2 separate regions of the Mus musculus genome follow, and region 2 is linked to region 1. A link is a loop called in an ENCODE intact Hi-C map of the cell type or tissue named here. Cell type or tissue: left cerebral cortex. All regions are shown on one strand. Each heading gives the region's core, and the rest is flanking DNA. Links, peaks and the distances in the headings are about the cores only. Region 1 overlaps Spon1 (spondin 1, (f-spondin) extracellular matrix protein). Region 2 overlaps Spon1 (spondin 1, (f-spondin) extracellular matrix protein).

Evidence for each region. Peaks named below come from ENCODE experiments on the same cell type or tissue, not always from the same donor. Only the 100,000 strongest peaks of a DNase experiment are listed, where the experiment ranks them.
Region 2: a loop joins it to region 1, with 2.0 times the contacts of the local background. A loop is called at or near these places in 6 of 42 quality-filtered maps.

The regions. Positions count from the first base shown.
Region 1 is chr7:113,898,708-113,907,042 of GRCm38, reverse strand. The region is part of intron 5 of Spon1 (spondin 1, (f-spondin) extracellular matrix protein); the gene reads right to left. Among named protein-coding and RNA genes, the nearest start is that of Gm51454, 130 kb to the left of the region's middle. In left cerebral cortex, for the core only: no CTCF peak of the experiment used is centred there; DNase peaks (open chromatin) are centred at 449 and 4,957.
Region 2 is chr7:113,769,900-113,778,234 of GRCm38, reverse strand. The region is part of intron 1 of Spon1 (spondin 1, (f-spondin) extracellular matrix protein); the gene reads right to left. Among named protein-coding and RNA genes, the nearest start is that of Spon1, 8.1 kb to the right of the region's middle. In left cerebral cortex, for the core only: CTCF peaks have their summits at 4,023 (motif pointing left) and 5,916 (motif pointing left); DNase peaks (open chromatin) are centred at 3,101 and 3,996.

The DNA.
Region 1 (8,335 bases), core at 36-8,035:
TGGATACAAAGTAACCAGCCACCTCATACTTCTGCCATCATGCCTTCACCACCGTAACTGACTGTGTACCTATGAACTGCAAGCCAAAAGAAACTCATCCTTCCTTAAATTGCTCCTTATTAGGTGTTTGGTTACAACAACAGGAAAAGTAGCTAGTATAAGCATCCACCTACTCCCAGGCTTCTGGGTTGAAAACTCACGTCATTCTGTCAAATAAAGCAAAGGTTCCAAAACAGTTAAGATGTTGCTCTCATCAGTGTAGACTAAGAACTAATGAAGAAAAAAAGCCTTGTAAATTGTGTTGAAAAGAAGTTTAATACTCTATTTGCAACATGAAACCCAAAAATCCCTGCAAATTGGGAAGATATTTGGCAGAACTAAAATGGCTGGCACAAAACACCAGCCTGCTAGGATTGTGAACAGTCAGCCTTCCTTGGCAGAAACAGTCCTTCAGGGTGTATTTTCTACTCATTGTTTGGAAAATGTAAGCCCTTAAATGCTGGAAGCTTCAGCAGCACTTCCTGTGTCTGATCCTGAGTCATCTTTCCATGGTTTTAGAACATACACACTATCGTTTCCTATGATTAGTATATATACTTAAAACATTTCCTTTAAAATGAAAGGGGTTTTGTTTTGTTTTTGTTTTTGTTTTTTGTCAATAACAGATCGGCGCTGAGGCCGGTGGGTATATTGAGAGTCCCAACCACCTCTATCTGTCTTTCCCTGAAGTCTCTCAAAAAATTGTAGAAGTGTCTAAATTTAATCTCAACATTGAATAAACAGGATATGATGGCACACGTCTGTAATCCCAGCTGGAGGCAGAGGATCAGAAGTTCAGAGTTGTTTTTGGTACAGTCTGAGATACATAAGACTTCATCAAAAAAAGAAAAAAAAAACCACCATGGAAAACCAGAATAAAACAAGGAGGACACAGAAAATAGAGGGTAGAGGAAAGAGTGTGTTTTCCATATAGAAGGGTTTGCCCAGCACTCGTCCTGCCATCCAGATCATCTTGCTTTGTTTTGTTTTGTTTTGTTTTGTTTTGTTTTTTCAAGACAGGGTTTCTCTGTGTAGCCCTGGCTGTCCTGGAACTCACTCTGTAGACCAGGCTGGCCTTGAACTCAGAAATCCACCTGCCTCTGCCTCCCAAGTGTTGGGATCAAAGGCATGCGCCACCACTGCCCAGCCCATATCATCTTTAAAATGCTAAGTGCAACTGCAGGCTCCAGGATTGAGGCTAATACAAGGGAATCTTCCCCCAGAGCTTTACAGATTAAAGGAAGTAGAGTTCATTTTACCCAATGGAAGTTTGCAAGAGGGTCTAGAATTTATCCTTCGCAAGATTTTTCTCAGTATCATTTTGAGAGATAGAATGGGCCCAGGAACCTGGCCCATGTAGTCACACCTCCCCCTCCCCCCACGTCTATCTTATAGCTGTAGGTATTTAGTCTGTTTGATATAGGCTAGGTAGCAATGACCCCAGCCATGAACAAGACAAGGTCTCTGTCCTGAGGGAACAATAGTCTAATTCCAATACAGGAAACATGCCAAGCAACTCTGGCATCAGTAAGGATCGGGCAGGGTCTGGGCTGGGGTGTTGGAGTTGACAGGACACTCTCTCCCCTGGGGGATTTTCAATTATTAGGAAGGTCAGGCATCAGCCTCCACATCTTTGGTTCTTCCTTTGTTGTTGTTTTTCTTTATTTTAAAATAAAATAATAATTTCAAAATCAAGTTAAGATGTTGCTATAATACCTTAAATAAATGTAGCTTAAATTCAATGAAGAAAAAATAAGCCATGCAAATTGTGTTGAAAGAGAAGTTTAATAGTAGATTTCTAACAAGAAACCCAAGAATCCCTGGAAATTGAGACGATGTATCACTGACTGCCTGGAACTTGCTATGTATCATAGGTTGGCCTCTAACCTGAGGTCCTCCCGCCTCTGCCTCACGAGTGCTGGAGATACAGGGACATACCACCATACCAGCCCATAACAGGTTTCTTGAACGTCTGTCACGTGTTTATAAAATCCTTCCATGTGCAAATATAAACTAATGCCAAACTCCCTTTCTCCATGGAATCATTCCCCAAAATTGGCTGTGAGTTAATGTCAAAGACACTTTTACTCTGCAGCCTTTCTACTGTATAGTGGGCTTGAGAAAGCAGCTTTAATCTTTCTTCAGGATTAATCTTGAATTTTGTAAGCTTTAAATTACATGGCTATCCTCAGGAAAGCAGCAGCAGCTGTGCTAAACAGTAAGTCGCAGGAAGGGCACAAAAGGCTGTAAAGAGGCTTTGAGAATGGGAATAGCCCAGTGTGGGATGTCACGGAAGGTGCCTCAAAGCAGCGATGGCTTAGGCTGAAATAAAGGCCAAGTGAAACCTAGTTAGACACACAAAAGAAGTTGTCCCAGGGCTTAGCTAAAAGCTTCTGTTGTTCTTTTGTGTGCGTAGTGTATGTCTGTGTGTGTGAGGTGCCTGTGTGTAAGTGCGTGTGTGAGCATGAGTGTGTGTGCGTCACAGGATCTAGCTCTCAGCTACTACCCCAGTGCCATGCTTACTGTCACGCTCCCACCATGATATTTGTGGTCTAAGCTGTAAGCAAGCCCTCAGTTAGATGCTTCCTTTCATAAGAGCTGCCATGGTCATGGTGTCTCTTCACAGCAATAGAACAGTGATTAATACATCCACTAGGCCACCTCCCTAGACACTGGGTTGGCTTTCTTCTATCACCCCGGCTGTGCTTTTCGCATAACTGGTGGTCGCACAGTCTCCACTGAAGAATGACTTTTGTAGGCAAGGGAGACTGGGTGAAACTGACCTTAAGCAGTAGAAATCACAGAACATATAAATCTCAAACTCTGTTTATGTCGCATTGTTCCAAACAAGCAGGTCAGGGGCTACCAGCTTCGGTTAGCAGATGATTGGTTCCATGTGTTTGTCTGGGTTGTTGTGCAAGTGTATTTGTTATTAAATTCCTTTCTGACTGAGGACTGTGTCACTCTTTCTTCATTTCTGGTTAGGTTTTTATTATAGGACCTCTTAAACAATATCTTTTAATTTCACTTTACTTATTTTTGAAACTGAATCTCATATATCCCAGGTTGGTCTTGAACTCAAGATGTATCTGAGGATGACCTTAAACTTCTGATCCTCTCGCCTCCAACCCACATGTTAGCACTACAGATATGTGCTACCACACTCAGACTGGGGATAAAACCTTGGGCTTTGTGTATGCCAAGCAGTGCTGTACTAGTTGAGCTACATACACAGCCCCGCCTTTCCATTTTAAGCTCCTTAAGCTAAGAATGATAAAATGTATCTGAAACCCAGCTCTCTCTCCATTTGTGACATAGAGGAAGTAGAGGCTTTAGACAAAGTTATTCCTCAATGATAGAAGGACTTATCTGAGAAAGCAGCAGGAGAGCAGAGCCAACCCACTGGAAGGTTGAGAATTTGGGTGGGATAACGATAAGGCTGGAAAAACACAATAGTTACAAGATTCAGGCATCATGAGCTGTGGTTTTGGCACTGAGCTAAAAGAAACATGCATACACTCTACATGATGATACTTTTTTGATTTTTTTGAGACAGGGTTTCTCTGTGTAGCTCTGGCTACCCTGGAGCTCACTCTGTAGACCAACCAGGCTGGCCTCAAACTCAGAAATCTGCCTCCCTCTGCCTCCCAGTTGCTGAGATTAAAGGCGTGGGCCACCACTGCCCAGCTACATAACAATACCTGATAAGCTCACAGCACATGCCAAGGCTGGGAAAGGACTGGAAAATATCAGCCCACCCCACCTACTATAACACAGGGATGCACATGTAACTTTGTATACAGGAAACTGGACACAGAAGTTGAGCAGTATCTTTTTCTGGTGCTGGTTCACTTTGAACTCAGGTTACTCTTAAGACATTTCCATATGGTGTTGCGGGCATGCGTTGCTTCGTAGATGAGTAAAATGAGGCAGGAATGGGATAAGTTAATCTTCATAAAGCCTTCTAAGGAAGTCATCAGGTTAAAATGCCAAGATGGCTTCCAGGTTAGTCTAGACCATATAATACATTGTGTCTTTCAGCAGAGGACTGATGGACTCCTGGACACCCCTGTGCTATTGCTGGTGAAAGAAACAGATTACAGCCTATCCCTTCTGAAATCCTCTCTTTGAGCCCTCACATTGCTGTGACATTTGGTGTTGCGATTAAGAATTCTAGCAGAAGTCTGCTTACTGCCATCTCCTTACTCTCACTTCTTTCTCTCTCTCTCTCTCTCTCTCTCTCTCTCTCTCTCTCTCTCTCTCTCTGTGTGTGTGTGTGTGTGTGTGTGTGTGTGTGTGTGTGTGTGTGTGTTTTAAGCCTCTGCATTCAAAGCTTGTTTCCCTTCATCCCTGCTGAGGAGCTTGCCTTCAGATTACAGATCAACACTGTCAAGGCACGCAGAATTAGTCTAGGATCCCTGAACACAAGACATGGTTACCAAAAAATGTAGTCAGCAGACCAAGGATAGAACCAGAGACCAGAGAAGCAGAGTCAAAAGAATCCATGTGTGCTGGAGACAGGGCAGTCAGACAGATGGACAGACAGCTCTCTTCAAAGGTTGCTTAGGGACCCAATAAACCCCCAAAGACTGTGCCCTGAATCCCAATGTGGGTGGGCGGATAAAGGCACATTATTCCCTCCTTTGGGTTTTCCCAGGGTGTATACAACAAAGCAGATGCAATTTGCATTCAATGACTGAAAGCCGCTCACATCTGTAAACAGTAACTGTTCCAGGCAGCAAAACCCTCCAGAAACCTCTTATCCCTGTTTCGAGGAGCCAGATGTAAAGAGAAAGCCTTCTGCATCCCATTGTTCTTTCCACTTGAGCTGCAAGGACCCGGAGTCGCTCCATGTGGGGGCGAAATGTGGTGCGTTTTGCTCAGTTTAGAGGCAAGCTTATAATGTTCGAGTTTAATTAAACTCTTGCTGGCTGTTCTAAAGTTTCGCTTCCTCCCAAGCCTTTCTTCATGCATTCCCTGCAGGAAGCACTTGCTTTTCCAGTCCAATGAGGGTCATTAGGACCACATGAATATGTACAGACGCAGGAAGGTTCCAAGATGCTCGGGGCATTTGGCTCATAACTTTTAATTTAATCAATCAGCTCAGTAGTATAATAAAGGGATTTCAACAACCCCATTCCTGGACCACAGACCAGGGCTCCAGTGCAGGGCTATCTGTGTTGAGATTTCCTGTTATCTTTCGTCCCTGTCTATGGTCTTCCATTGTGAATTTAACTGAGGCTAGGGGTAAGCTGCAAGCATTTCTTTGTACTTCTGCTTTGCTTCCAACCCCAAAGCAGTAGAGTTCTTGCAGACTGAGAGGGATGTTTGCCAGGGCTGGAGTGCCTGGCACCAACCTTTGCAGAAACCCCATTTGCGCTTATAAATATCTGGCCTTTCTTGGAATAAACAATTCTTGAGGGTGTATTTCTCAACACATTGTTTGGAAAACTTGAGTTCATAAATGCTATTAGCTTCAGCAGAGTTTTGTGTGCAAATTCCTGGGTAACCATACGAAAGGCTATCACTAATGGAACTTGAGTACCCCATCCCCAAGTTCATAAGGCTTTTTTTTTTTTTTTGGTGTTTAGAATAGTTTCATGCAGAAGGAAAGACTAAATCAGCCTTTGCCCACCCCCTTCTTTTCTTTTTAAACACAAGGTTTCACTATGCAGCCCTGGCTGGCCTGGAACTCACTATATAGACCAGGTTGGCCTGGTACTGGGATTAAAGGCATGCGCCACCACACCCACCTAAGTCTTTTTTATTAATACCTACATTTCTTGAAATCACATCTTAGAGATTAGCAAACAAGCTTGAAGAAAATAGAGAAAACTGTTGGGTTGGGGCTAGCCTTGAGTCAACCCCATACTTTCCCCCATTAGGGAGATTGGTAGTGTTAGACTTATATGCCCGTGGACTTGTGACTGGCAATGAGCTCTATGTCTCCCCTACCCACACTCATATCACTGAGAACAGGTTTAAGCTACAGGAATGAGCTACAGTGATCCCGAGTTCTGGAAACTGCCAGGCAGCAGGAATGAATAGCAAGAGAGTATCAACAAGTTAACTTACTCCTTCCAGTGGTAATGGGGCTCATCCTTGAGAGACAAAATTACTTCACACAAGACAGAATTTTGGATGGTTAGTCCCAGATAGGTACATCTTAAGAAAGGATGTACTAAATAAATAAATAAATAAATAAATAAATAAAGTCCATGTTTGAGCTTCTAGGAAGAGGATGCAGGAAGGAAAGAGGCTGCAGCCTTACCAAATCCAAGACCCAATCAAACGCCAATAAAATAGCTGGAAGCAGAGGTTTAGAAGTAATCCTCAGATGTGGTTTAAATGAGAGCCTCCCATGGGCTCAGGTGCTTGAACACTTGGTCCGCAGTTGGTGGTGCTGTTTGGGTAAGTTTAGGAAGTGTGGCCTTGTTGGAGGAAATGTGTCATCAAGAGTGGGCATTGGGGTTTCAAAGCCACATGTCATTCCCAGTTCATGTTCTCTGCTTCCTTCTTATAGTTCAAGATGGAGCCCCCAGCTTCTGCTCCAGCTGTCATGCCTGCTGCTTGCTGTCACGCTTCCCTGTGCTGTCACGCTTCCCTGCCATGGTAACTCTTAGTTTCTGGAACTGTAAGGTCAAATAAACCCACCCTTTTATAAGTTGTCTGTCATGGTATTTTATCTTTCGTCTCCTTTTCTGTTCCTTCATTCTGAATTTACCTGTGGCTAGGGATAAACTGCAAGTGTTTCTTTGTGCTTCCAACCCCAAAGCAGAAGAGAACCTGCAAACTGAGAGGGATGCTTGCCAGGGCTGTGTGAGAGAAAAGCAGCTAAGACACCGTATCATCAAGAAGAGGTGAAGGAAGAGTGAGTGGCCAAGAACAAGGAACGACCAGGAGCTTTTGGCAGTGTGAGAGGAAGAAGGCACACGGAGAACCCGTACAGAGGAGGGTAGGTGTAGGAGGGAAAAATCAATAAACCGCAGAATGAAACAACAATCAAAACAGCTTTAGGAAAACTTACAGTGGTATAAGAAATGTATAAGAAAGATATTATGCCCACTTCTGAAGAGATCCTTATGGGAGGAAGGGGCAGTGGGTAGCAAGCTGTAAGCAAGGGTAAGGTCAGATACATGATTGAGTGCCATCAGAAACTGAGCAGAGAGAAAATGAAATAGCCAAACTGTGCAGAGTATGAAGAAATGAGAGGACAGAAATGGAGGATGGAGTGTTCTGGGAGAAGCAGATTCTTAAAGCAAGAGAAAGCACCCACTAAGCACACTGTTCACACAGAACAAATGCATTGCATCTACTTGTGGAATTAATGGGGTAAGAGCAAAGGACAAAAGACAGAGAAATAAAAATAAAAGACCAACTAGAAGAAAAATATCCATGTTAATAAAATAGATGGAGGTATGAGCTGAACCTTCAGATTCAATTAACATAGCTCAGATAAAAACAAATCATGAAACACTTCGGCTGCAAATGAAAAACACACATCGAACAAGGAGCAAAGCTGCAGACTCCTTGTAGGAATCTGGTCATGAGTGAATGAAGAACAGGTTTCTTCACTGAGATGGAAAAACCACATACAAAGCATGCAGTAAATGCTGTAATGGACACCCAAGGCTAATTCTTTTTCTAGTTCCAACTCCGTCAGGGATTTCTGTTGTTGTTAGAGGGTACGTGCGTAAAAATAGATGTAATGGTGAAAACGTAAAATCCAGTGTGAAGCTTTGCAGCTTCAGAATGGCTCTACTAACTGTACAGAAGTTCATGGAGACATATAGACTCTGAGCCTGGTTAATTTTGCAGTGTGATGTTATTTTTATTTGCAAGTTCTTTATAATAAAGTTTTAATAAAAAAAGGATTTGGGTTTTTAATCCAGTTATTTTCCAAGTGAAAATATTTTTACAAATGTTCAGATGTGAGAAATAAAATCACTCACTAATGAACAAGCACTGGCTTACTATTTTCCTCTGAAAATAGGAGTTCTTAAAAGAGGAAAGATAATGTTCTAAAAGACTGCAAGAAATCCTGAATTAATAAGTATTTATTGATGACATACATAAATAATTAAAACTAATAACAGAACTATTGTTTGGAAACGGACTTTCCAGCTAAGAACTGTCAGGATAAAAGCAGAGTGAAATAAACAAACTAAGCACCAAATGAAATCAGTGTAAATTGGAAATGGGAAGAGCTATGAAAATTAACCTTAAAACTTTCCCATAAAGTGAAGCAAAGACACTGCTCTAATGAGCAGAGGGTATATAGAAAAAACAGAAAGGA
Region 2 (8,335 bases), core at 24-8,023, 130 kb after region 1:
CCTACCCTGACCATGTGGCCAATCCCCTGTCTCCCTCCATAAACACCATCAACTGAGCCCAGATCCAGTCTGCCTCCGTGCCCTAGTCTCCAGGGATGTGCCTCACGCTGAGCTGATCAGGACCCACTTCCCTGGGATGCTTCATCTTGGAGTTAAAGGGTAGGGGCCCTTCTTTAGTCACAGAACTAGCCAAGAGAGTCTTCACTAAAGGTTGTTGGCAAATAGCCATTCTGTCATTTGGAGAAAATTTATTTATAATAAAGAAAATAAGGAAGGCAATAGCCGGAAGCCCAGCTAATAGATAAAGAATGAAAGAGAGCAAACCAGGTGGAAGGGAAGGGTGGGAAGGGGAAGAAACACGGAGCAGGTAGGCAGATGGGCGATGAGTCTGTGCTCCCAGCTCCATTTATGCCTAAAGCCAGACCCAGCTCTGGGCTGCCCAAATATGGGGATCACTGTGCCCTGTCCCTTGTCCCGGTTAATTGATGCTGTCCTATTGGTTGCAATGAAAAGCTCCTGACTGACTTGGAAGCAAAGCATAGGCAAATCTGCATGGACTGTAGGAATCCCAGCCGTCTAAGTGCCGTCTAAGAGACTGTGACAAAATGCCTGAGGAAAACCAATGAAAGGAGAGGGTTCTTTTGGGGTTCATGGCTTCTAAGGATTCTGTCCATCTGCATGTGTTAGCTCCACTGTTGTTAGGCCTGTGGCAGGGGAAAAGCATCAGGGGAGGAAGCCAAGCTAGAAGGAGCTGTTTACCCCCATGGTAGCCAGGAAGCAGGTGGTGGGGGTAAGAGAAGGGAGGGGGAGGGGGAGGAGAAAAGGAAGAATAGGGAGAGGGAGAGGGAGAGGGAGAGGGAGAGGGAGAGGGAGAGGGAGAGGGAGAGGGAGAGGGAGAGGGAGAGGGAGAGGGAGAGGGAGAGGGAGAGGGAGAGGGAGAGGGAGAGGGAGAGGGAGAGGGAGAGGGAGAGGAGACATAGACACATAGACAAGACAGATTCTTTGAAGCGACTCTGGCCAGCTTGAATGTGGCAAGCATGGCTTGCCCTTCCCCCGCAACACCCCCCCCCCACGACCTTGCTAAAATGTTAGATTACATTTTTATTTGGCCACTTCCTTCTCCTGAGGCTGACAACCAAGGTCCAGCTCTCAAAGTATTGAAGTCCAGCAATAAAAAGCCCCCTTTGGCTCACCTAACTAACATGGCCAATTAAAATTAAACACCCTATCCTAACATCCTTGTATCTTTATAACGTGCCATTTTCCTATATGCCAAGTCTGTCTTCCCTCTATCTAGAGGCAGTCCTTTGTCCCACTTCTCTCTGGGACAACCCCCCCCCCCCTGCACTTGCCCCTTTGCTCCCGTCTCCTTTGCTCGCTCCCCCCTTCTCCCTCTTCCTCTATCTGCTCTCTTTGCCCTGAGTCCCTGCCCTCTGTCCCTCCATCTTGCCCCTTTGCTCCCCTCTCCTTTGCTCGCTTCCCCCTTCTCCCTCTTCCTCTATCTGTTCTCTTTGCCCTGAGTCCCTGCCCTCTGTCCTTCCATCTTGAGGATCTGAGCCCACACTTTTCCTTTCACTCCTCCGGAACATCCAGTGACCTGCTTTATCTGACCAGGCTGTGAGAGTTAATTCTGACAGAACCCAAAACCTGGGTAGAAAGTCTCTGGAAGGGACTATCTAGATCAGGGTGGGCAGTGAACGTGTCTGTGGGGATTGTCTTTAACCAATGTGTATGAAGACCCAGCTACAAAGTAGGCAACAGGGTTCCCTGGTTTGGGCCCTGGACTGTGTAAGACCAGAGAGACCTAGCCTTACATGAGCACTAACATGCATGCATGCACTCTCTTTCTGCTCTTGAATGTGTGTGACATGAATTGCTCCCTCAAGTTCCTGTTTTAACTTCCTACAATGATGGACTACAACCTAGACTTGTAAGCCAAAAAAATCTTGTCTCCCCTAAATTTCTTTTGGAGGAGCGAGCGGTTAGGGTATTTTATCATAGCAACAGAAATGCAATGAGAACATATGGTTACCTATGCTGTCATTAAATCATGAATCCTTCAGTGAATCAATCACTAATTAGGTCAGAGTCTTCAGGGTCCAATTACTTCCTCAAAGACCATTGGTTGTCAATCAGGCCTTAGGTACACAAAACCGCAAGGGGCATTTTAGAGTCACACCATAAGACCTAGGAAACTGTATTCATAAGTATACTGGGGTGAGTGACCGGGAGATGGCAATCAGTTGACAAATGTCATTGGGGTGACAACAGGATGTTTACTTCAAAGTGCTGAACCAGATGTAAGCTTTAGGCAAAGACCTTAAAGGGTGGCTATGATCTCAGTTCTAAGCTCTAGTCTGCTCAAGATTCCAACGAGCAGTTTAGATAAAGGCTCATTAGGCCTGTTTATAAGAACTGTGGCTAGTCTAAAACAACATTATGTAGGTAAACCTCCCTGTGACAGAATCATGAATGACTGACCAGAAATTATGCTAGAAGTTCAATGGGAAAGCACATCAAATATGTTCAGGGTGGGGCTGGGGTCGGGGTGGGGCACACAAGCCTATAATCTCAGTTCAGAGGCTGGGGGCTGAGGCAAGAGGTTCCTGAGTTAGAGGCTGGCTTAGGTTTATAGAGAAAAACAAGACCTTGTCACAATTCCCTCTCCAAGCTGACCAGTCACAGCACAGGCTAATCTACCAGTTTTCTCTTACAGTAACACAGCATCAGAGACAGTTAGCAGAGAAACAAGTCATTTTAGGTTACAGTTTTGGGGATATAGCACAGGGTCTCATGGCACCATGGTTTGGGGTCTGTTGTGGGAGTTCTCCATTATGGCAAGGGCATGTGGTAGGAAAATCTGCTCAGAACATGAGCTACGAATTAGGGAGAAGGTGAGAGACTGGAGGTATGACCGCATCTCCTCAGAGGTTACAGCACCTCCCTACAGCAGCATCCTGGAGACCAAAGCCCCTGTAGACCTTTTGGAAATATTATCCATAGATGCACAACCCATAGCAGTTAGGAAGCACAGCAACCTTCCAAGAAACTAGCAAGCATCAGAGTTGGCTGCAGGTTGAGCGTGATTCCAGAGCATGACGGGGCTGCCAAGAAAGCAAACACAGCCCTGGCAAGCTCACACACACACACACACACACACACACACACAGTGTCCAGGACAGGAAGAAAACCATTCTGTCCCTATCAGAGCACATCTGGAGTACAAAGCACAGGAAGAAGGAATGTCTCCCATAGGAATGACTGAAGAAATAGGACATGGCATTTTAGTCAGAAGAGAAGCCAGGGTAGAGCGCTATTTACCCATATGCACTGCAAGGGCTGACATATGGCCAAGGAAACACCTTATTTTGTGTGATTTCAAAGATCAAGGGACTGAGGATGTGTGGACGTCCAATGGGAGGCAGCTGAGAAGAACGGTGAGGTCAGCGTAGCTCTAACTTCTCCAGGCTGTGAGCGTTGCTGCCCAAAGGGGCTCTTGGTTGTCCTCTGCACCCCTTCCACGTCACCAAGGCAGAGGATCGTACCAGCCCTGAGTGTATGCCAGAGGTGTGCTCTTCAGTTTCATCTTACTATAACATAATTCCAGAAGCCACTGACGTATAAAGGAAACAGGGTATTCCTCAGGAACAGAATAGGACCATAGTGTGGGATACTGAGACTGAAGACAAGATAGGTGGTGTTGGGGAAGCATAGGAAATGGAAAATATAGAAAAGAAAAAATATATAGTCCTGAAAGCCAATCCTTTGCTGGGTTTGCCAATCCTTACAGATGGTTTCAGGAAAATTCACCTTAACAGTCTGTGTCTGGGCTTGAGTGTCTGCTCTGAGAGCGCAGGTGTGGGCTAGCAGCCCCTCCCTCTGCCTGTTACCCTCTGTCGCCTTGCTCCTCACTTCTGCAGCCTCTCTCAAAGAGTCGCCCTCTCCTTGCATGCATCTGCAGGTCACCCACCTCCAGCCTGTCCCAGGGCAACAGCTGTTCTTTCTCTCTGCTGCCACCCTCTGGACAGCCTTGACTTCTTCCAGTGCCATCCTCTGGTGCTCACCTTTCCGGTCGAGGAAGATATGATTTCCCTAGTCTAGCTGATCTAAGAAGGAGAGGGTGCAGATCTTACACCGGAACCTTTGGGTTTAAATGGCGCCCCCCCCCCAACAAATAATGATTTAATGCCTGCTGGCCATACATAATTCTGGGTACTGGAGATAAAATAAGAAAGACAAGGGCTTTGCTCTCATAAAGCGCATATTCTAGATAGAGGAGGCAGATGATAAACATGATTATTTCAGAGAGAGCTTCAGGGCGCGAAGAAAATAAATCGGGGGGGGGAACCCAATGGGAAACATAAAGTGGTGGTCAGAGAAGCCTCTTTATAGATGCGACTTAATACCCAAGACTTAGAGGGGATGAATCAGTCATATGGAAGTCTAGGAGCAAAACTATGTCCCTTGGTGTTTCTTCCCATTTGCTTTCAGAGAGTGATTAAGAAGCCCAGAGAGGCGAAGAGGAGAAGTGGGTGGGGCGGCGCAGAGCACCTGGCCATTATTTTCAACTGGATCCTGATTCTAGCTCCACCCACTTCCTCCTCCCCTCCCCCAACTCCACCGGATGCCTGGTTCCTGAAAGTCTCCTCTGATCTCTCTCACACAAGTTGTAAACCCTAGAACCTGCGTGCCGCCATCCTTTCTCTAAATTTCCATGGTAGTTTGAGCATGTCAGATACCTGGAGCTTGCTGGCAAAAGACTTGGGGCGGGGGGCCTGTAGGGGGGCGCTTCACTCCTTGCCTCGACCTGTCTGAGCCTCAGAAGACCTTTGGGAAGATGGGACATTTTATGCCAGCAAAGATTTACCAGCATCTTATGGAGTTTTTGTGAGAGTCTAATTCTAGATGTTCTGAGGTAGATGAATTAGAGAAAGAGATGAGGTGGGGACACACACACACACACACACACACAGACACACATACACACACGCGCGCATGACTCTAGGTAGGTAGACTCCACTCCACTAACTGCATGCTCCTGAGCATGCCACGTGGCCTCAGTTTCCCTCACAATCACATGGTAAGGACTTACTTGCCTGCCAGTATTTAAGGAGGAGAAACCAAGAGCTTTCTCTGCAATTGAAGAAGCGCAGATCACTTCCAGTGCTGGAGGGAGAACAGCACTGGACTTACCAAGAAATGCCAGCTTCCTTCTCTTCCCCGCTAATGGAAATATTTGGAGAGGCACATAAATCAGACCAGACTGGGGCTGCTCTCCGTGGTGTATGCAATGCACTGTTTCAAGGGATCGTGAAGGGATAATTTTGACTTAAGTGATTTAGACTTTCCATATGCCTCTCGAATCTCAGCCTTGGGTAGGATAGGTAGTCACTGCATTCAAATTATTTTGTTCATTTTTATTCTGAATGTCTACCCTGTGGCTTTTTCTTTTCTCATCCCACACGTGGCCATTGCTTTCTTGGTCTTTTTACTTCTTCCTTCCCTCTTTCCTTCCTTCCTTTTCTTTTTTCTGATTCCTCCTTTGTTGAGGGAAAAGTAAGATGGAATAGGCTGCCTATGCACACTTACATAAAGACAACATTTTCATATGCACAGACTCACACAAACCACGCACACATACTTACAAACACATGTCCTATACCTCTTTCTCTGTCTATGGATTCAGCCGGAACATCAGCTCAGAGCTGCACAGAGCCCATCTAGAAACCCTTCACTGAATTCTCATTCATGGAAGGAGTATGACTTTCATTAAAAGCCTGGGACAGGCTGAGAGGTGGCTTAGCTGTTAAGAGCTCTGGCTGCTCTTTCAAAGGATCTGGGTTTGGTTTCCAGCAACCACGTGTTAGCTCACAGTTGTCTCTAACTACAGTTCCTGAGGATCAAATGCCCTCTTCTGGCTATTGCAGGCACTGCATGCACATGGTACACATAACATATGCAGGCAAAACACTCAAACACAAAGATTTTTTTTAAGCAATTAAAAAAAGAAAACAGAGCACTTTTTAATTCAGTGGTTCTCAACCTTCCTAATACTGTGACTGTTTAATATAATTTCTCGTGTTATGGTGACCCCCCCAATCATAAAATTATCTTTGTTGCGACTTCATAACTGAAGTTTTGCTACTGTTACGAATTGAATGTAAATGTCTGTGTTTTCTGCTGGTCTTAGGTGACCCATGTGAAAGGGTCATTTGACACCAAAGGGGTTGCAACCCACAGATTGATAAACACTATTCTACTGATTGTTCCCCCGAATCTATTTTTCCTTAATCTTAAAAAAAAATAAAATAAACCCCTCTCCTCAACACGATATGCTACATGGAGCTTGGATGTGAGAGCAAGTTGGCTACAATGATCCTTGGAGAGAGAGGTCCAATAAAGCAACCTGAAGCTCAGTTGTGTTGGCTAGCATCCAATAGAAAGACACATATGTAAAATGGGTGAAATTAATGTTAGCAACATATGCTCTTTAACTTGACTGATATATATATATATATATATATATATGTATATATATATATATATATATTTCATTTTAATATAGGATCCACTTGAAAGTTGTTAATAAGAGCCATGCACGAATTCACATGACCCCTTCAATAACATTCCAGCATATCTTATCTCAGACTATCATACATACGGTATGTAATGGTCTTGCTGTGGTAGCAGCTACCTGTTGGTTAGCAGAGACCTAGAAGAGGGAAGAGCAATGAGGCAGAAGGAGCCTGGGTTCCTGCCTGACACTGTGAAGTCTCGGCTGGCTTTCCATTGATCTCAGCTGAAATCATTTGTTTGGGGGTCTCTTAGCTTGGTTATGTCTATTCTGTAAAGACTGTAAATGAGTGATGTGGTAGTAAACTTCCCGGGCACCTGTATCTCCTGCTAGCCTATGGTTCCGGTTAAAAGAGTCGGCTGGGATGGGCTTACCTGGGCTTGAGAAAGCGCTCAGGTTGTAAACTTTGAAAAACTTAAATTAGATATGCCTTGCTTTATATGTTTTGATGTTTCCTCACTGCCTGAAACACAAAGCCATAAGCAACCTTTATAATCTTTAAACATTGGACTTGAGGCAACTTTTGAATTCTGTTTTCCCTTCTGAGTTTTCCAGACAGGTTCTCACTATATATCTCGAAGTTGTCTTCAAACTTATGATCCTCCTCCCTCAGCTATTTTTTTTTTTTTTTTTTGATGCCTGGGATGTGAGCACGTGCACGGTATCCTTTGGTTTTTATTATCAGTTTGAAGTAAATGTTTATTAAAGGGGGACAATAATTTAGAGTTTAAAAATCACATAATAAAAGGAAGGAATAATACAAGAACAGGAGAGAGATGGGATCGCTCTTTAGAAAAGCAAACCACAACAAAAGAAATCATTTATTTAAGAGGGTCTTTCCCAGCTTAAGTTTCTCAGCTCCTACATACATTATGCTCAAATACAAGCATCTGCAAGCCTAGTTATAAAACAACTGCATGTAAATGAAACAACTTATCAGGTTAGGTTTTGTCCCCCACCTACTTTGCCTTCTCATGAAGAGAATCCATTCAAGACTGAGGAGGTCCTGCATGGCCTAAACTGAACCTCTGCTTATGGGGAAAGGCAATACTGAAGTCTATTTAAAAAGGAAGACAGAAGGAGGAAGTGCTGGAAGACTCCATTGCTTTATGACTCTGTGTCCCCTGGTGTGATTGCCAAAATTTGTTGACTCAGTTCCCCTTCAAGGAAGTCTCACTACTCAGAAGGCTGAGGCTAGCCCAGTAAACTGCTTCTACTCCCAAGTCAGTTAAGAGTTGGCATAGAGGACTAGTGAAGAGCTGGGTCCTGTCTCACACTTTGACTGTGAGGAGCCTTTCTGGTGCTCAGTTTCATCTATAAAACAGGAACAGAATAAACTGCAGGACTGTGAGGAACAAGGGAGCCGAGTGAGGAGAAGTTAGCACAACGTCTTCTCTGTTGTTAGAATCCTCTCATAACATGTATCTCTGTGTATTTATATATGTGCACACACAAACATACACGCTGTACCCACTGTGTGCTGACCTCTTTAATCCTTATTTCCGGTCCTCATGATGCTTTGGGGGTGCCCTCCCCCCAAATGCCCTCACTTTACAGACAGGGAAACTGGTTTAGAGACATGTCATGGATTGCCTGCAGTCACATAGTAACTATGAAGAAATCCCATCATGAACGTTTGCATCATGAAATCCTATGTATTTTCTAACAGGCTGAGGTCCCTACTCACACTGGCAGTGTGTGTCCCAAACTGGGACAAAGAAGAAACGGCAAAGCTGCCTTGGAGGTCCCCAACCCTCTGGG